Regions from separate parts of the Homo sapiens genome. Here region 1 is linked to region 2. The links are chromatin loops, found by intact Hi-C in ENCODE. Cell type or tissue: psoas muscle. All regions are shown on one strand. Each heading gives the region's core, and the rest is flanking DNA. Links, peaks and the distances in the headings are about the cores only. Region 1 overlaps ZBTB20 (zinc finger and BTB domain containing 20). Region 2 overlaps ZBTB20 (zinc finger and BTB domain containing 20).

Region 1 (11,036 bases), core at 1,199-9,198, 140 kb before region 2:
CCTTTTTTCCCCTTTTTCCCAACTATCCTACTTGTGTCCCAGACATTTGGATTGGGGTGGGAAGCAGAGAAGGAAGATTAGAGGGCCAGCCAGTGGGGAAAGGATGAGAAAATACCTCTATAATGGCTTTACCTTTTTTTTCTTTCCTTCTTTCTTGCTTTTTAACTCACTTTTTTCTCCTTTCTCCCTCCCTCCTCCCTTTCTGTTTCCTTCCTCCCTTCCTTCCTTTCTCCCTCACTTCCTTTCTTCTGTCCTTCCATCTTTCCTCCCTTCATCTCTCCTTCTTCCTTTTTCTTTTCAATATTTCTCTTCATAAGGTAAAATTTAATCAAGGACTTTTAATTAAGGGCCCATTTTATTTTAGTGCTGTGGCATATTCCTTTACTCATCTGCTTCTCATCACTTGATGCTGATTTTATTCATTTTATCACCATCCCAGTTTTGAGAATATCCTACTCTGTTCTGCAGAAGTACTAGTGCTCTGCAGAAGTTATTTCTGTAATAGAAAATCCATAGAAATCAGTGGGAAAAAAGGTAGTATCTATGCAAAACCTATTCCTTATCTTCGTTTTTAACATTTTGGGTCCCTACTTGAATATCATCATCTAAGCCAACATTTTTCCAATGAATAAAATAAAGAGACTAATTAATTTATGAATTATTTAAGATAGAAAATGGGTGAAATTAAGCTGTAATTCTTATATTTGCTGATATAATTCAGTTACTTTAGATATGTAGACAAGACCATCTCCAACTTCTATAGAGAATTGAAAAAGAACTCAGGTTACATTTTTAACCATCTTGAACAAGAACATCCTATTACCATAAAGAGGGAATAGCTCTCTTCACTTTTTCATTTCATCCAAGTATCTTTGTACCATTGTTTATTTTCTTTAGAGAGAATGAGTTTGGGAAAGAAAGAAAAAGGTGATTATGTTATCATGGATTTCTGTTGTCAGTTAAAAATGTTGCAAAGCAGTTTTCTTGTAGGGTTTGAATTTTCTAGTTGGATTGACTTGGCTGTCAGAAAGTCAAGTAGATCTTTCTTCTCCCAGATTAAATTGATAATTGGCTGAAATAAAATGTTAAGAACAATTAGTAGGGGTAGAATTTTAAAGCTATTTAACAGAGCAAACAAACTTCATAGGGCTATTTTGTGTGTGTTTTTTTAAACTTCTCCAGGGAACACATTGTATAACGCTATAACTTCCTGTTCCATGAAGTATTTCTTCATTGACCTACCTGCAGTAACAGCTTAGCTTATACACACACACACACACACACACACACACACACACACACACATTTCCATCCCACTATTGAATCCTTTTGAAGAAAAATCAAGGTACAGTCTCTTATTCATGCAAAAGCATTTAAGAGCACCTGTTTTAAAGATTAGAGCTTAATTCTTGCACTAGATGTTTTCAACTTCTTGTTTAAATATGGGAATGTTACTGTTTCTTGTCTTTCTTACCTGTCTACAGGCTTTTTTATCCGTTTCTGTGCCCATTTCAGATTGATAACACTCTCAATACCAGCTAGCCTTCTCATATTCCCTCTGCTGTTGTTTCTGCCCCTACCTTCTCTTACTCTTGCTTTGTTCAGTCCTCTCATGTTTCTCCATTCTTCATACTTAGAATTCTCTTTAACTTCTCATCTGGATGAATGCCTTTTAATTTTTATGTAGATTCAAACCCCATTTATTAGTAGTTTTCTTCTAAGTAGACAACCTCTTCTTTACCCAGAACTTCTCTTTGTAACCGTTTCATCCATATTAGGCTGTGTATTTTAAACAAACAAATAAAAATAAGTTGATATTTATCTTCCTTCTTAGTCAAAATGCTTCTTGGAGGTTGGGGACTCTTTCTTTGACGTGTTCTGTAGAGTATATTTCAGTTTGTCTTTTTAGTAAAGATGGCAACATCTCATTGGATTAGGAAAAATTGAAAACCATATGTTCCATGTAAAGAAATCATTTATTGTTTCGATATTTGTGCCACTCAAACACTGAATGCTTTATTTCTGCAAAAGCATATTGATTCGTTTTCTGCAATGAATCTTATATTTTTCAACCTTCTTAAACAATATATTCTGAACTTGATTTAGTCTTTACATGATGATTTCCTGATAATCATTATTGTATTAGTTTCCTAGGGCTGCCATAATAGAATATCATAAATTGGGTTGTTTAAACAACAGAGATTTATTGGATCACAGTTCTGGAAGCAAGAAGTCTGAGATCAAGCTATTAGAAGGGATGGTTCCTTATGAGGGTTGTGGGAGGGAATCTGTTTCATGCCTCTTGCTTAGTTTCTGGAGTTTATGGCAATCGTTGGAATTCCTTGACCTGTAAGGCATCTCCCTGATTTCTGCCTTCATCTTTAATATAGCATTCTCCCAGTGTATGTGTGCCCATGTCCAAATTTCCCCTTTCTCTACAGGCATAAGTCATACTTGAGTAGAGAACCACCTTACTCCATTACGACTGCATCTTAATTAGGGACCCTATTTCCAAATATGGTCATTTTCTGAGATACTTGGGGTTAGAAATTTAACATATGAATTTTGGGAGGGCACAATTAAACCCATAATAATTATGAACACTATTTTTTGTGCAGAGCTTTACCACAATGATTTCTGCAGGACTCAATAATAGAGATGTTTGCAAGCTGTACATAGTTCTTAGCTTTGCATACTTTTATTTCTCCCTCACCTCCTCTGTCTCCTCTTCATTCTGAGATAGAGCCATCATTTCTTACAGATATCATTGTACTTTCTTCCGAAAGTGTTTTCTTCCCATGTAATATGAATGGAGGGTCCAGATTACTGGTGTTACTGTGTATTAAAGAAGAATAAATTGGTTCCAAATTAAAGTCTCCTTGGTAAGTAATGATGTATTTGGGCAACAGCGTGTACCTTATGGCATTTCTTTTCATTTCCCAAGGGCTCTATTTTCCCTCTTCTGGGTTTTTGACTATGTTAACTTGAGATAACCCTATAAATGAATATAAGATTGCTGGATACTAAGGTACCAATATATTATTTTCTCCTTACAGAAAACTAAAGAAATATATCTCATAGAAATACTAGAAATTGGTGATCTTGTTTACTAATTGCTCAAGATTTTGCTCACTGATATAGGAAAATCACAGTTCCCTTTTGGGTACTATAAGATGTGAAATTGGATTTTTACAGTGTCTGTTAGACTTCCGTCATTCAATAAACATAATACTAGAGCAGAATTGAGTTGAAATCAAATGTTGTGAGTGGGTAAGGTAATGTGCACATCCAGTTCTCAGCAGGTGGTTCTAAGCAGGATGCGGGGCCTGCACCCCAAGCTGCTAACCTATCAAGGGTAGCCCATGTGGTTCTGAGGGCACCGTGCTGATGAGCACCCACTGTGGTTCTGATTTTGGCAGCCACGGCTGAATCGAGTCTTTGATCTTTGGAGTGACTTCTGCCACAGTGAGCATATCTGTTTGTTTTGCCCCTCCCTTTGGTCATTATTCCAACCTGGCAGTACAGGACAAAAAAAAAAAAAAAGAGAGAGAGAGAGAGGTAGAAGGGGGTTGTGAGAGGATACTTCAGGAACATGGCTGTACCAAGTATGAAAAAGCTGCTTAAAAATTCTGGCTCTGAAAGCTCATGCATAACATTTTTGCTGACTCATTAATGAATACATTTTATTTTATGTGTCATTCAACAGCCTGCTAAAAATCACTTTTTCTGATTATATTTTCTCATTACTGGGGTTTTGAATCCATCATAAAATGCAGCCAGCCACACAAAGAAAAGGCAGTCCTGCTCCCTGTCTTTTAATAGTCTTCCTTCATAAGTGTCTGAATATGCTTGAAAACATTTACTTCTTACGCTTTGATATTTTAAAATCAATTCCTCTAATATATTTGAAAATCAGCTTCAGAGGTTTGATTACATTTTAATTTTATTTATTTATTTTTAATTGAAAAATAATTATGTATTTTTATGGGGTACAATGTGATATTTTGATCTGTGTATGCATTTTAGAAATATTTAATCAAGCCAATTAATATATTCATCACCTCACTTGCATGTATGACATTTTGTTGAAATCTTTCAACAGATTTTGTAATAATCTCTATTTATTCCAATATACTGTTTAATGAAAAACATAAAGATGACTATTCTCATTTTATAGCTGAAAAAAATGGAGACACTGAGGTACTATATATGCTATTTAAGGTTGTAGCAGAGTTAGTGTCATTCTAACAATTTAAGTTTTCATTCTTATATTTGGGGATTTCTATATTCTATGTTCTATGCATATGTTCTATGCAATGATCAAAACACTTGATCCACATTATCTTAATAATATCATTGAGGTATCATAGATAAAAAGTAAACTGAGACATAGAAAAGCATTAAATTACTTGTAGCAAATCTCATAGCAAGGTCACAGGGAAGCTGATACAATCTTGGACTTCTTCTTATGGACTAGCCATGACTAGTTTTCTGACAAGAAACATTTTTCTCCTTTTGAGAATGTGAAGGTCGAAGATTTCCACTGAGAAAGCAATGCCTTAAAGTACTCTGAGAAAACTTTAGATTTTTAACTCTCAACCAAATATACAGCCCATTATATTGATCATCACTTAACAAGTTTAAAATACGTGAGTTCTAAACTTCTTGTTTAGAAAAACTGGGATTAAGTCACCTTTTTATTCCTTCATTATCTAGGTCTCACTAAGTAAAACATTTTAAGGTGTCAGGTATTTATATAAAGTATGTGAAAATATATAAGTTTAGGAATTAGAATGTATGTGAAATTTATTTGGGAAAAATAGCATCTACTTTGAAATGTGTCTGTCATAACTTCTGTTTGTCATCATTTTCAATTAGAAGACAAGGTTTTCCTATATAAGGCTAGAGACTCAGACAGCCAGTAAGGAAGGAGGGACCAAACAGGCTAAAATTTTACTAAGTTGTAACCAATCCAGGTATCATGAAGAAAGAGTACGTGAAGTTGTCTTCTATACTTTTAACTTCTATGAATTAGGATTTTCATTTGAGAAATAAACAGATTCTAGAACGCCCTGGCTTCCCAGGAGGTGCCACTAGGTTAGTATGGCTCAGACGGATGCTCATTAACTCATCTGCTGGTTTTCCCATACAAAATATCTCAGCCAATATCCATAGAATAAACACCAATAATTGAGGGTCCAGGCAGTCCTTTATCCCAAATCAGAAACTTTACTTACACACACAAGCAAATGAAGAGAGCCTCCTTGCAGCTCCTCCATAAAGAAATACCACCATTTCATCTAGAACCAGCTTTATCACCAAAAATAAATGTTCTGTTTCATGGATATTTGTGCCATAGTTTAGGTCAAGAATTATGGGTGGCTGGACTTAGTCAATGTCAAGAGAGAAGAAAGAATGTGGAGAGGGCATCAGAGTGCCCGGAGTTGGCAAATGCTGGCAGTTAGCTGTAAAGTTAGCAGCATGGGATTATTTGAAAAGAGCATATGATTATACTGAGTGGTGGCTTCCCCAGTGAGTACCAAATAAGCTTTTTCATCTACATTAAATACAATGTAATATTGTATTAATCACTTGGAAAAACAAGAATTTTTTCTATTATTAACTGGTGAGTTCCTGTGTCATCTATCTCTATTTTGTCTGTCAGCTCTGCTTTCTTAAACACAACCAGTTCAACTATATTATTAACATCTTCAAAGGAAAACCCTCCCAGACTACCAAGGCTAATTTGCTTTAGCTAAGATTTATTTACATTTATTGTCTAAGATAGGCTTCAATAATATATGGTCATTTGGTCCAGAAACAGTAAGTCTTAGTTGTATGTGGTAATCTTTAACTCTGAATACTTCAAATGCCATATATTTTACACCTATTCTGGGCTAGATTTTGTGCTATGCACATTAAGCATATCATTTTCTTTCTTTTTTTTTTTTCTTTTTTTTTGAGATGGAGTCTGGCTCTGTCACCCAGGCCAGAGTGCAGTGGCATGATCTCGGCTCACTGGAACCTCCATCTCCCAGGTTCAGGCGATTCTCCTACCTCAGCCCCCCAAGTAGATGGGATTACAGCTTTCTGCCACCACCCCATCTAGTTTTTGTATTTTTATTAGAGACAGGATTTCACCATGTTGGCCAGGCTGGTCTCGAACTCCTGACTTCAGGTGATCCACCCAGCTCAGCCTCCCAAAGTGCTGGGAATACAGTCTTGAGCCACCGTGCCCGGACTTATTTTCTTTAATTTTCACAACATAAACATTACTTGTGACTGTGTAACTATAAAGTAATAAATCTGATTTTTGGTGGACATTAGTTGCCCTGGTCTCATTGTGTAGAATGAATTCACATAGTGTATATCTAGCTTCTCTACTTGTGAGTTTCATAATATACTAAATGGAGGTGGTAATAGTACCTAACATATAATGTTACTGTGGGAATTAAATGAGATACTATATGTAAAGTCCTTAGATTAGTCCCTAGCATATAGTCAGCACTCAATGAATGTTAACTATTATTATGTGTAAGCATTGTGGGAATAAAAATCAAACATTTACTGATAAGTGCTCAGTATATAGTAGGAGCTCAATACATACATATTTAATGAATTAATAAACTTTGTAAATTCTTTAAATGGCTAGATGTTACTGAACTATGGTAAATAGTATTCTGGCTGTTGCCTTACACTGTTAAATATAATATAAAGCAAAATGTTAAATAACACCAAGAATTCTGTATAGTTTCTAGGAGTATTTACTATCTATGAAAGAGCTTTTTGGGGGTTTAGGAGTATTATTTCCTTTCTCATTTAACATTTGCACTCTTAGTCCCATATAGCATGTGCTATCTGACTAGAAGTAGATGTGTGACCACAAAATGGACACAGATTTTTCCCCTTCCTTTAACAGTCATGCAAATATGATTTATCTTATGGTACAGTGAAAACAGAAGCAGTAGAAGCCTGCCCATAGTAAAAGAAGATAAATAGGCAAGAAAACACAGAAAGGCAGTGTGTGTCAAGCATGTTTCATGTTTGCCTCAGAGAACTGAAACACACAAAGTGAGAAAGACATGTATGTTACTATGTGCCAGTGCTAGAGATGCTGCATGCTTTTTTGATGATATCAAGACATTATAGTTTTGGGGAACATTTGTTTCTTAATAAGTTTATTTTTAAATCCTGCAATATTTACCATCTGAAACATTTATCTGAAATTGTCATGTATTAAATCCCATCTTTTCTAGAACTGGTGCTCTGCTTCTAGTAACAGTTTGAGAAAGGGTTCAAAGGTTTGCCTCTCCCTAGAATGTTCTTCTCACCACTGGTACTTCTACCCAACCTTTACAAATAGTTGATGCATCACTTCTAGGAGGCCCATCCTACATGTTTATGTATATTTGTGTCATTGCTCTGGCTATATTGTATTACAGTTTTCAGTTGAGATGTGTGTTTTCTCTTTTAGAGTCTGGTGACTAAATTGTGAGCTTCTTGAATAACGAGGCTGTGCTTTACTTATCTCCAATATTATTCAGTTCCTGAAATAGAGTAGATGCTCAATAAATATGTATCCAATAAATTAATAAATTTGCAGTCTCAAACACAGGCATATATTCTTATATAAGATTAAGGACATTAATAAAATTTTTTTATTTGTATGTTCCTAAAGTGATTGTGAATCTTTGGAAATTGTTTATGAACATATTAATATGTTTCTTAGTGCTCTAGTCACTTTGAGGGAAATTTTTTAATCTTTGAAAAACATATTTTTTAATCTCTGTATATTCTTTTTTACCCCGAGCATTACTTTTGCATAATGGACTCAAGTGTGTTGTCAATTACTGATTATTTGGTTGAGCCACACAGAAACTGTTAGAAATCCTTATTTTTATTTGCACACTATCTGTTTGGTGGCTTTGTTCAAGCCCATGGATTGTCAGTTAAATGGAAAAGTCTTACTTTCAAGCAAAATTCTCAGCATTTAATACAGTGTGTAGCATATATTTGGGAGTCAATAAATGTTCATAGAATGCATGAACAAATCAGTCATTGTTGCAAACTGATTTGAGGATGAGGTATGAGATTTTTTTTTTAAGGCTAAATGAAATGCCCAGTATCACATAGCAGGATAAGAGAAAATCTGACACTCATAACTCATACTTCTGTGTTTCCAGACTGTTACCCAAGCTCACTGAGAAGTGCAGTATATGTCTGATTTCTCAACTTCACCCTGCAGTAAACTTTTGCAATCCAGAGGCTAGAGACCTCTTTTGTGAATGTTGTCTGCCCAATGACTGTGTTGGCACCAGGGAGTCCCTAGCAGATAAAGTGGAGGAACATATGGTTTCCATCTGAATACAAATTGGTGGACATAACGTGGTAATTCAACTGAGATGTCCTCTATATTGTAAACTGAAAGAGTATGATTAGAGGTGTTTATAAACGGCATCTGAATTCCCCCACACCCCTCCCCATCCCCTTTCCACTGTAGTTTTATCTGTCTGAATCATAGCAATCTAGCCTCCCAGCCTCACTGCATTATTTGTGAAAATGGCCAGTGTGAGGAATTATTAATTAAAGCTAACAAATCACCCTGACAAGCTGTGCCCTGGCATGGCTGAAGGTTGATTGGCGAAAGTCTTCTCCTTTGGAGAAAAGACTTTTTGTGCTCGTGACGCAGTCAGGGACGGATTATTGAATATGCAAGTTAGAAGAAAAATCACAGGACAAGCAAATTGAGTATTTACTGGCAAATAATTGCACTCTTAAGCTGTGGCTCTCTTCCTAAATTCTTAACATTCTCGAGGGTTAGAAAGAAACACAGAAAAATGCATCGGTACAGAGTACATTTCAAAAAAAATACATAGACTGATGTTTCAGACTTGTGCAGGTAAGTGTGATTGTGTGTGCATGGAAAGTGAAAGAACAAGGGAAAGCAAAGGAAAGATAAGGGAAAAAGCATAACTGTTAGTCTGGTGAGTTTTTAAAATCAACTTGTTTATTGGAGCTCAGCGTATTTCTGAGTTGGAAATTTAGTTTCAGTGCTGCATTTATTGTGAAAGTTAGAGACGTGAGAATGAGAGAGGATTTTCTCAAAGTTGTTTGTCTTTATTAGCAGAAGAATATGTTAATGTTTTGTCCCAATAGTAATTATAAATTTTGTTCAGATATTTGTGGATATATGTGTAAAATTATCACTTGATTTAAAGATCTTTAGTTATTTTCAACATTGTTGATTATGACACGTCATACAGTGTTTCGAACATATTTGGGTACAACTATTGCATTTATTTTTAAAAGTAAACACTGTTTTCATTAGGACCAAGCTAATCCTTATTGAGAATTTCTAAAGGGACATTATAGTTTTGGAATACTTAAACTTCAGACGTCTATAATAACTAAAGTGTCCTTATTGTCAATTGTGTGGTCTTTTTATCTGTAATGTTAATCAGACTGCTAAGTTTTGTGGACATCGTAAGACAGGAGAGACTAGTTCAGAGGTCTTTCAGGAATAAATTTAAATACATAGAAATATGAGTGTGCAAATGAAGGTTAATTCCATGTATAAAATATAGACATTAAGAAACAGAGATACTCTTACAAGTACAGCTAGGTTATGTGAGCAACATTACCAGAATATATATATCCATTGCAGATGAATTGCATATTCTGTGATAACCTGGAAAATGCGCTTTCATCGACAACAAACTGTTTTTGAAATGAAAGTAAGTGACTGGAAAAATAGTGCTTTTGGCTTTTAATAACTATGAAAAACATTGATTTAAAACAAAGGCATAATCATAATTTAAACTAAATTAACTAATTAATAATTGCAAGATGTTTTAACAATATAACATCTACATGATACTAGTAATAGGAATAATAATAAAAATGGAAAATCTGGTAATCACACAGAAATTAATCAGATGACTCTCATGTTTTAGAAAATCAGAATTTTAAAATATAAATAAATAAAACATATGTTGCCTTCTAATCTATTCCTTGAGCCAAGTAATATTGTATTGGTTAGGATTTTTCTCTTACTATATCCTATTTTATTAAAAAATGTAATTTGTCTTGGTATAGGGAATAGAGCTCATAAGAAAGTTTAGAAAATATATTTTTTAAAGGTTTAATTCCCACTGGATCACATTCTGTCCTCAGATTTCAAGAGGCAGCCTCCTTAAAGTTTCCTGTGACTATTTGAGGGCAAAATTTGGTCCATTATTTAGAAATAGCAAAGGGGGCATTTAAAGCATATGTTCAGAGACTTAACCATCTGCCTGCTTTATTATGAATACCACAGAGTTATGAGAAATTGGAAGGACTCAAAAATTGAACCAGAGTTCTATGCAAGATTTTAAAAATACAGCACTCTGATTTTTAAAAAAATGTTTTGCAACCACCTACTTTTGCTAAGTATATCTTATTAGTCCTCTATGTAAGAATAGTATTATTCCACCTTTTTGACGTATGGTAAGTGAATGGCAAAGTATAGTTGAGTGACATGAACCTATAGAAAGTTAAGCATAATCCTTTCTCTCTGATTTAACCCACTAAATATGAATACCTGTGGAGTTTTAGACTTGTCATCAGTGAAACTCACAGTGACTTAGAGAAACACTATAAAATGGTGACTGCTGGAACAAAAATGAAGTCCAGCTGCTAGTTTCTGGGCTGTCTACAAATGAGTTGCAAGAGACATGCGGAGGCCAGACTAAAGAGCCCTTCTGTAATCCAACTGTGATGTAATGAAAGTATGAATCAGCTATTGGTTGCCCATGCTGAGGGGAAAAGCAACAAAATATTTTTTTAAAGTGAAAATTGACATTATTCCCAGGTGGTACTGTATTCCTTTGGTATCTGGAAGGATATGAGATTCAGAAATTAATAAAAGAACAAAAATCATATTTAAGTCCCAAGCATAGTAATATTTCACCTAGAGTGGTCGTATAAGGACATATCAATATGAATATAATTGTTAAAATGTCTAATACTCAATTAGAGTTCTTCCACATTACCTGAGT
Region 2 (11,036 bases), core at 1,101-9,100:
CAGGTGCTACTGATGCAGCTCCCCAGCAACTTCTCTGCCATCCAATGAGTTATGGCTGTGTGTTGTCCAACAAGGTCTGGATCCTGGTCCAGGGGTCCAGGAGATTTTTGTCTTGAGTCCTACAATGTCTAGATCTCAGTCCAGGGATGGAGGAGACTCTTCCTTGGATATGCTATCTTAGCCCTGCAAATAATGGCTGTTCCTTACATTTGTTATTCTTCTATTCTTTTTTATTTTTTAAGACAAGGTCTCGCTTTGTCACCCAGGGTTGAATGCAGTGGCATGAACACAGCTCACTGCAGCCTCAACCTCCTGGAATCAAGCGATCCTCTCACCTCAGCCCCACAAGTAGCTGGGACTGCAGGCACACACCATCATGCTCGACTAATATTTTGTAGAAACGGCATTTCACCATTTTGCCCAAACTAGTCTTCAGCTCCTAGGCTGAAGACCCACCTCGGCCCTAAGTGCTGGGATTACAGGCATGAGCCCCTGCGCCTGGCCCATGTTATTCTTATATTCTTTAAAGTATTCTTTACTTCTTACTAGCTACTCTTATTACTTTAATCCCGTTATTATTAATAATTTAAACTAACTTTCTATTCAAATTGCTATATGGTCTCTGTATCCAAACAGGGCCTGACTGACACATACCCAAAGAATATTAAAATAATCTATATTCTTTGGGAGTAGGAGAAGATAAATATGATAAGTCATCTTTTTATAGAACAGATTAGTATTGGTACAATGTGCCTTATCTAGGGCTGGCTATTAGATGGACAAAAACTTTTGAGAATTTGCTGCTGCACTGAAAAGTGCTACAATAATAATAATATGGTGCTATATATTAGTCTAACTGTACATACAGTTTAAATATCAAATTTTTAAATATTTTACATGATTTTACTGAGACTTTTTAAAAATGTAAGCTATAGTGAAGCAAACAACAAAGGCTGTACTAAAAAATAATTTGTTGACCCTGAAAAGATGTTGCAAAATAATAATTCTATAATGTGAATTTGTAGATTATTAATGCTAGGATAATGATAGCCATCATTTATTGAGAACTGAGAAAATCCTCAGCACTTTATATTAATTTATTGGATCCTCATATTAATTAATAGAAGTGGATATTATTATCATCCCTATTTTACAAATGGGAAAAGAAAGACTTGGCAAGGTTAAGGAACTGGCCTGAGGTGATATATATAATAAATTTCAGAGCCAAAATTTGAATCTAGATCTGCCTATGAGCCCTGAATCTTAACCACTGCCCACTGCTTCCAGAATACTGACACTGAAGCAAATGGCAAGTCATTTGTGAAAACAAACCCAGGATACTTGTTTTTGTTGGTTTTCATCAAAGATCCAGAAAAAGAAACTCTGAAGTATCCCTAGAATGTATAGCACACCCTGAGATATTTCTGAGATAGCTAACCTATTACTTTTTTTTTAACAAAATATGGACAAACTGGATGAACATAGTGATCAAATCCCCAGAACCAAAGTGTTAACAGTCTATCAAAACCTAGCAGCCTTTATTCAGAGCTGAATTGAAGGCAGATGAAATATTAACAGCAGCTCTAGCAGCATAAAATGAAATATGAGATCCTGTATCAGAAATTATTAGTAACCTGTTAAAAGAAATGCTGAAAAATGGCAGTTACCAAATTAAAACTGGGAAACAGAGCCCAAATGGGAAATTTCAAAAAGTTTGGAGGAAAATAAATGACAGATCGTCCTCTTGGCTCTTATTAGTATGCCATCCTAAATCCTGCTTGGCAATGGGTGGTGGAGGTGAAATAAGAACTGCATTGCTGCCAGTGCTGGTCCTCAGATTTGTAGTCCTAAGTGTCTGTGATGGTGTCTGGGATTGATTGGAAAAGTAGTTAGAAGTTGGTAGCATTTTAGCTTTATCTAAGTTAAAGAGTGTGGAGACTCTTATTATGAAAGGCTTTCTCTCATTTGTGAATTGGCCCCTTTGCTCCACTTTTGGATGGCTGGCTTCCTCCATGCCCTGCTACACTAAATATTCTACATGGGAAAGCTATTTTCCTTAAACGCCTTCAAATTTAAAGCATCTATTTGGATATGTTGGTGTTTATGACTCAAAATATCTAGCATCAAATAAAAAAAGAGAGAGATTACAAATACAAAATACCAACTAGTAAATGAAGGACATATTTTTCCATTAGTAACTGAGAGCATAGAGATTACTATGAGCGGAGTTGTTGAGCAGTTGATGCCAAAGGGAGAAAAAAAAGGAAATGAGCTATAGAACCATAGAATCTTAGTGTTGGCAGAGACTATGGAGTTTATGCAGTCCTACCCTATCATTTTTCAATGAAGAGACTGAGACATGGGGAGTTAAGGGACTTGACTTGCCCAAGACACATAGTTGTTTACTGACAGTCAGGCCAAAAACATTTCCCAACTCCCAGCCCGGAACTCTACAGTTCAGCATGCTACTGCCGTCCTCTACTGAAAATTAACACTAACTCAGCCTGGAACATAGAAGAATTCAGCATCTGTGGGGAGTGAAAGAAAAGATGAATTTAGAGCTGGAAATCAATCTGGGAAAAGAAAAGAGGAAACGGATGATTTGTCATTGTGACTTGTTGGTCAAGGTTGTATAAGATATTTTGTGTCAGTTACTCCCCTGTGCATTCCTACAAAATACAATGGAATTATTTTGTTATAATTCCCCAGGGTTTATATTTATATGTACAGGTTTTATTTGCTTGGTGAATTCTCCATGTACAAGTCATCTCCAGGTGTAGATTGGTTTGTGGATGGCATTGCTATTGAACCTTGTCATTTACATGGGTCTGACTTTCCTTCTCTAACAGTAAAGTATGCTCCAGGGGAATCTTCTTCATGGGATACTCCTAACTGAGGGTCAGAAGTAGGCTTAAGATGTAAGAATTATCGTCTATTAACCCTTGTATTCTGATAATCTCATGGAAAACTTGGGCCATATGTGGGACTTTTAATCAGGCTAATGAATTAGGTAAAATAATTTTCTTTATTTGGAAGCGCAGAGTAATTTGAAGTAAACCAGTAGCAAATAAGATACAATAAACATGTCCCAATAGGATCCCCTGTGAAATGGCATTCTAGCAGTATAGATCTCCTAGTTTAGTCAAATATTTTTCAGAACAGAGCAACCAGAAATGAGAGAATCAGATAATATGATGAAAACTACAGATGGAATGCTTTGCATGAAAAGTGATTATATACAAGAGAGGGCTTAGGAGTGGGTAGGAGTAGAGTTGGAAAAGAGTGGGTAACTGAAATAAGAGAAGATAATGCTTGACCAGGTCTAGTAAAATATTCCCTGCCACAACCACTATTCCATGAAGAGATTGAGCCAAGAGGCCTGAATAAACTAACCTTAAGTTCAGAGTTGCCATTATTGTGGGAGGCATCAGGGAGAGCACATCCGGAATTGTGTTACACAGTAATCACTGCTGGGTGTCAGCATTCATCAGCCAGATGGTCAGACCCACAATTAATCAATTAGGCTGCGATGATCAACTGGACTACGTTTTCCCCTTTGGTAAAAAGCCCTCATCATGCGGTTAAGGCCAATAACACTTTTATCCTGTTGCTTTTGGAGAAGCTTCTAAAAATTCCTCTTTTCTTTTTTGGGCCTCTAGTTACTGGACAACTGTTAGGCTCCAAGTTGCTTTGACAACATAGATACCCAAATTCAAGGATTTCACATAATAGATTTTCAACATCCTGTGTCTTCAAGTATAATGTTTAACATACCCAGACAGAAATAATCTTTTTAAAGCAGCAGTGTAAGCAGTGTTACTCAACTGATTTTACTAGAGTCTTCATATTGATTCCTCTCAATCCAGTGGAACAACACTGGAGGGGGATTCTTTCACTGGATACTTATAAAGATGATATGATATGATAATCAAATAATATGAATAATAAGCAATTTACTGAATGTTCACCATGTGACAGGTACTGCTGAGATAAGGGTTAATGAACATTGATTCAGTGCTTACAATGATTCCATGAGGATGATAATATTATTTCCATTTCAAAGAGAGAGAAACTGAGGCTAGAAAGCTCATTTGCCCAAGATTAAACAGTTAGTAAATATGTGTTCAGATGACTTAATACCCTCTGAAATGAAAGCTGAAAGTTTATTTTACATTTCCTTACCCATATACATCTGTGCATCTCTGAGGGACAACATTTAGGAATATGTGGTGGGTCCTCATTACTCCTCTTAAAAGGACTTTAAAGAAATATTTTACTCGTGTTCCCGAAGTCTGTTGCTCTCCTTCTGTTTTCCATGCTGTTTTATTCTACATCATGTGACTTGAGATTGCTTTCTTCCTTCTTTATGGCCATTACTACCATTTCCTGATAGTTATCAGTCTCCACCTGGCATCTTCATCTAGATATGGTTTCTCTAAGTCTGTTCAGATACCAAGACTTTTTTTTATCAGTTGACTTATAGAGCAATTTGCCTCCTCTGAAACAAAATGTCTATCACTAATTTTTTTTATGTTGAACCTTGTTTTTCTATCTATTTTATTTTCCCTCTCCCCTTGCTATATTACAGTACTACTGCAGAGGGAGAAGTGTTTGAAGTCCTGTTAGTGGGAGCATCACTTCTTGATGGAGGTCTAATGGAGGTCTATGTTGGCCCCATTGAGTAGAAATATGGTCACAGTGTCATAGTTCCCCTATGTTTTATCATTAACTGGTAACTCTCTTTTCTCTAAGCTCTTCTCTACCCCCACCCAAGCTCAACTTAAAGAGTACTCCTCTTTAACCATTTCATACAGGCTATATACAGACACTATTAACCCAAATGTACACCTTTGAGATATCAGACTCATATTATTTTATGAAATATGAGGCTTTTCTTGCTATTTAACTGCAGTGCCTTGCATTTTATTTGTTTTGCTACTTACTGAATTGGGAAAACAGTACCAAAATACTAGGATAGTATATAGGAAGTCACCATTTCTTAATTCAAGTTTGGGAGCATGTGGAAGAAAAGACATTTCAGAAACCTTAATGAGCATCTTTTATCCTCCAGGGCTCTACCAGTGCCCTCTTTTTCTGACTGTGGTACTCTGTTTTGTCCTTGCTATGTTTGGTAGGCAGCTTTTTTTTTTCTCTTGATGCTTCTTTTTTTACAGTCCTACAATCTTCACCCCAGAGCTGATGAGGCGCTTTCATTTTGACCTGCAGTATTTCTGTGTATTGCAGAACAGAGCCCTGCCATCTAGACTGCCTTTCTGCTTCATTTTGCTCCTGACCTAAACCCCCCTGCTATTCCAGGCCTGGCCTCTCATGACCAGAGACTGCTGACTCATCCTGGCCTGTGCCAAGCTGTGCAGTCGCTTAGTGATGTGGACAGGAGTCGAAGGACTAGAATGAGATCACTGAACTCATTTCACTTGTTGCTTACGGTACAGTCCAGCATGAGCTGGAAATGTAGGAACCTCAGCCTCCCGAGCAGAAAGAGTAAGTAGATAAAACACACCGCATCACCAAGTCCTCAACAAGCAGTAGTCGGGTGGTGGGTGGGGGCTCGCTCTATCATGGCCGTGGCTAGGGCATTCTGGTTCATCAGGAGTTTTCCTTTGTCCTCTCTTCTTCCTCTTCTCCACAGTCGTACCCTTCCCCCCTTCCCTGAACTTCCCTTCTGAAAATGTCTGGATGGTACAGCAGTGATCTGGGCAGAAATGAAATTTGGCTAATAAGCAGCCTCTGCACAAAATTCTGGAACAGTGACACTGTTGAAATTGCTTAGTTTAGTTTGTCTACTGGGAACTCACATGAACTTCCCAACAGAATTCAAGGGGATGAAATCTTTTTTGTTCTGTTTTGTTCTCCTTTCCTTTTTGATTCTCTTTTTCTTTCTGTTTTGAGGGAGGTAGTTTCAGGAGACATGGCTGCATTCTGGTGTGGTGTAAAGTTTTCCGTCGGGAGACAATAATGTACATTCCTCTGGCAGGACGGGATGGGTTTTTTTTTTTTTTGTTTCTCTTACTGTTGTTTATTTATAAGACATTTCCTCCCAGTTAGTGGAAGTTAGATCGTAAGAGGCTCCAGTGATTTTCCTTCCACCTCCCCTCCCTAATTTCTGTGCTTCAGCACTCTGGAACACTGTGAACTCGACAAACTAATCAGAGCAGGGAGCTTAACAGCCAGGCCTGGACACCCTCAAGAGACTGTGTGCTGATTCTCAGTCGTCACTCCTTGGATCAGGAACCATAGTCCTGGTGAGTGGTGAGGTTCCAGAATTTGATGTGTCAAGGATTTTATTCTTGGTGTCTCTAAGGCAAGCAGGAAATAAAGGGTGTTTTTAAAACAAACAAACAAAAAATACAATTAAAGAAATACTACCAAACAGTCAAATGGAATGATGAAGATTTTTAGCGGGCACAACTTAGAGCACTCTACGGACAATGGCAGAGCCTTGAGGCTATGCTCAGGAGCAGCCTGTAGGCATAGGTTTCATACTGCCACCGATGGATGTCAGCCTTGACATGCCTAGCAAACATGCTTGTTGGGGGGAGGAAGATAGGTGAGTGGGGGCAGGGAGGTAGTATTCAGGGAGGTAGATGGGGGAAGTGAAAGTGGAATTAATTGTTCATTTGGAGTTTCACTCCACCAGCTTTCCATGCATTTCTGTTCTGAGTATTTACATTATGCTCACAGTACTTACATGCCTAGCTAAGCAGGAGAGAATATCTATAGTGGATGTAGAGCAAACATTCTTGCTAATACTGTTCTAAAGATCACTTTGCTAACAACTGGTTGCTTTTAAACGTTAGGGAACCTCCCCACACCCGACCTTTGGAAAATATGATTTGTCACACCCTCTTCTTTATTCTTCTGCATTCATAGTATCAAGCAGAAGAATGCAATGAGAATCCTTATTTGGTTCCCAGGAAATTTATCATCCTGCCACAGGAAAACTAAATGACTGTCCTCACAGTATTAAACCCAAATATAGTATTGTCCTCAATTTAAGGGACACTGATTGAATGTGCTCTGGGAAGTTGTCGAAGGAATGGAGTGGGGATGGTTGCATCCTGTCTGATGTGAGACTGGCAGAGGAGTCCACGGACCAGCTTTCATAGCCAAAATGTGCCTTCCACATCCTTCTTAATAACTCATACTCTCCCTAAAAGTAGAATTCCTGTTGGAATGTGTTTTTATCCTTTACCATCAGGTCCCTGCCTAGTTTCTTTTCTAGAGGTATTCCATCTTACTGGGTTTTCTCATCTTCTTTCTATTTCAAGAATCTGGCATGTTCATTAAGCATGGAAAAAACAAAAGACGAAACAAAAACCAAAAAAACATGGTGGCCATAAAAGCATTCGATTGTGTGGCAGCATCTGAAGTGAATTGCTTTTTGGAAAGAGGGGGAGTCTTTGATGTCGCCAATATGGTTCTCATAGGCTGAAACTTCCAGGAATCACAACCCAGCCTAAGGGGCACTTACTTGATGTTCTTAAATTTTAGGAAAGAGATGTTATTTTATTGTTTTGGTTGTCCTTGCTGTTAACACATTGCCAGTAGATTTCTCCTAGAAGTTTAAAATGCTTTAGCAATGGATGATTTTACATTTAACCAGATGTATATTGTATGTGCCTGTTGCATGTACTCTTGTCCAAGTAGGTACAGCGATCCAGCGTATTACATTGGTACTCAGCTTTGGAATTTTGTTTGCTATACTGAGTGCTTCAGATTCTTAACCACAGAACTCATACATGCTCATATAGCCCAAGTTTCCTATAGAGACTGACCCCTGCTACAGCCTTATCAGGTTTGTCAGTGGCCTCTAGGACAGAGTCAGCTTCCTATCACAATTCCTATAGTTTGTGAGGCACATTAAATTCATCAGCTGTCATTGTGATAGAAAATAGTCTCAGAGTTTTATTAGGGCTAGTATGGTAAAAGTTTAATGTTATATTAATAGTAAAGTTTGCCTATTGTAGTTAGCTCGTGTTAGGACTATACTATTTATATGTATAATATTTCTTGGGTAATTTTCATTAGTTATCTTGTTTTCTAAAGAAAAAAAGTTGAAAGGGAAATGGTGTTTACAATACGTTATAAAAAATGTAACTAGCTCTTAGGCCATTACCACCAAGACCTACATAGGAGGTTAACATTCCTCAGTTAATATTCAAACTGCCCAGACTCCCAGGAAAACTGTCTCATAGTTTCTGGTAGGGATGTCTATTAGAACTGCGTTGAAGGCAAGCTAGATCTCTAACACTTTGAAAACATGTTATTAATGACTACATATGAAATTATATAAGCAACTTTAAGAAGAGAATAGGTGAAAACAAATATTTAAGAGTATTCCCAAGACATGACATTTAAAAAAATATAATCTGCCAGAGAGATTTTTCTTATAGTTGCTAAGGCTTGGAGTTCCAAGTGGTCGTGGAAGAATTTCATGACTAAATTGAAATATATAAGAAGTCAGAATTTGATTAGTGTACCTCTGATACAAAGGCAAGACGATGTATTTTTTGTGCTTCAATGGCTATATTAATATTACTTATTTTTTCAATACCTTGATCATAAGCCTTCACAATGCACTGTCAATAACTCAATTTCCTAGTGCTCACCTGGAAATTCTAATTTCATTAAATTAATGAGGATGCATGTTGTGAAATGTGTATTTTCTTGCGTGCATATTTTAGCTGTAAGTACTTCCTATATGCTATATTCATTTAATTAGGCAGTCGCAGATATACACAAATCAAATTGCTAAATAACAGAATTGTTGTTACCCCAATAAGAAATTGTTCTTTCTTATTTATATAGAAGTGGTTTTTAGTATTTATGTGATTCCCCTAAGAAAGACATATATTTTAAAAACTTAAAAAGGAGTTGATTGCTTGTATCATATGATTGTATATGTATGTTAGCTTATAAATGCCTACATATACGCACAACCATATATCTATATTCAGCTATTAAAAATATGACCAAATTCTAGCCAGGCTTACTTGCCTTTGATTTCAGTCAAATGTTTTGGTCATAATGACCATAAATGAAATGTAGCTGACTTTTTATCACACTGACAACACCGAAAGTTTACACAAATATTTATGAACAGTATTTGCAAAAAGAAAGATGTAGTTAGCTGATAAGTTTGGTAATTATCCTTCAGCAAATATACATATTAGCTTATCAACCTAAATTCTATTATGTACAGCTTCAAAATATTAATTGCTATATATATAAAAGTTTAAAATTAAGTAGAAAGAAATTAATTGATATCTTAAAATTGAGCATATGTTTAATGAATTCATTTTATTTTATAAGGCTGAGTACATATACAGATGATCCCATTTTAGTTTCTCAGCTATTTTACTATATGTTAAATATTTTGATGCTGTATTTACATATTAGCATCAGCAACCATAATTTTTCTGATAACTTTTCAAGATCAGCCAAATCATATCCTTGACAAGTCACACTTTTTCTCTGAAGTTTTCCATAAAACCCAAATTAAAAGTGATCTGACACTGGTAGCATTTTACAAATCTACCTTCATTTAGCATTTATATATGCTTTTAAGTTGAAGTTTTTTCTATATATGAAACTGCAAGTGGTTAGAGGGCAGGTTTTGTGTTTTAGGTTTGTTAATTTCTCTCCCAACCAGTGTCAGATTGGCTCAGTCTGAGTGGAGGATCAATGAATAGGTGATGAATGAATGGATATCTACATGTCAGTGCATTGACAGTGAATACATCTTGCTTATCATAGTGAAAGAAACAGCCGGACACAGTGGCTCATGCCTGTAATCCCAGCACTTTGGGAGGCCGAGGCGGGCGGATCACCTGAGGTCAGGAGTTCGAGACCAGCCTGATAAACATGAAGAAACCCCCTCTCTACTAAAAATACAACATTAGCCGGGCATGGTGGCGCATGCGTGTAATCCTAGCTGCTCGGGAGGCTGAGGCAGGAGAATCGCTAGAACCTAGGAGGTGGAGATTGCAGTGAGCCAAAGTCGTGCCATTGCACTCCAGCCTGTGCAACAAGAGCAAAACTCCATCTCAAAAAAAAAGAAAAGAAAAGAAAAAAACATGTCCATGTCTAGAACACAAATTGGCAGAGTCTTCTATATCTGAGCCTCCTTAACTCCCACATTAGATCTTCCAACTATCTGACAGCATTTCCAACCATTTACTAAGATTGCTAAGGTTCCCCACAATGCTTGGGTAATTTCTGATGGAACATGGGATCTTCAGTTTGCAGTAGTTCCATTCATTTTCCTGGACTTATGAGGGTGACCGAATATCCAGCTTGGTCAGCTCATGTAGTCAGAAAGTACCAGACTTACCTATAATGCATCATATTAACCAACAGTCCCTCCAGCTTGTCAATACTTGTTCTTCCTTTCCTCAAACTTCCACATCCGTGGAGGTCAGGCTGATGTCAGTTATGGAAAGGCATGAAGACTGGCTATGGATGCCCTGTGAACTAGACAGGAGAGAGGCGGGGCAGACATACAGCACAATAAAGAGCAGGGGCAAGAAGACTGGCAGCCAAATCATTTGCACTGTCTTAACAAGCACTAATTAAATGCCCTGTTTGAGGTAAATAATAGCTGAAAATAGCCTACTGCAGTTGTTTCTCATCAATGAGTAGAGAAATAGGTGGAATCACTTAGTGCTGTTTCATTCATTAAGCTGCAGCACACTAAGCCTTCTTCAGAGGAGAGGGGCACCAAGTCGAGCTAGCCTCTAAAGTACCATTTGCTAAATGCCCATTCTAGCACCCTAGATGGTATTGTGCTGACAAGAATCACATCCAGAGAGTAACTGCATGTACTACAAACTGACCCTAATAAACAATTTAAAAAAAAAACCCAAAATATTGTGTATAATAAAACATGCTTTAATCTTACCCATTTTCAATTGTCAATCAACTTAGCAATCCCCAAACTATATCTCATTCTGTCCCCTAAACCAATTTTTTTCCTGGAGTTTATATATATAGAATATTCCTTTTCGTCTCTTTAT

Evidence for each region. Hi-C counts contacts between places; a loop is a spot of excess contacts. Peaks named below come from ENCODE experiments on the same cell type or tissue, not always from the same donor. Only the 100,000 strongest peaks of a DNase experiment are listed, where the experiment ranks them.
Region 1: it touches region 2 in a loop (3-fold over the local background); 3 of 110 quality-filtered maps call a loop at or near these places.

Annotation. Positions count from the first base shown.
Region 1 is chr3:114,756,759-114,767,794 of GRCh38, reverse strand. All of the region lies in intron 5 of ZBTB20 (zinc finger and BTB domain containing 20), which reads left to right. Among named protein-coding and RNA genes, the nearest start is that of MIR4796, 19 kb to the right of the region's middle. In psoas muscle, for the core only: no CTCF peak of the experiment used is centred there; no DNase peak of the experiment used is centred there; H3K4me3 peaks cover 1,349 bases; H3K27ac peaks cover 940 bases.
Region 2 is chr3:114,619,343-114,630,378 of GRCh38, reverse strand. The region is part of intron 6 of ZBTB20 (zinc finger and BTB domain containing 20); the gene reads left to right. Among named protein-coding and RNA genes, the nearest start is that of MIR4796, 120 kb to the left of the region's middle. In psoas muscle, for the core only: no CTCF peak of the experiment used is centred there; DNase peaks (open chromatin) are centred at 2,438, 5,358 and 6,198; H3K4me3 peaks cover 5,271 bases; H3K27ac peaks cover 7,635 bases.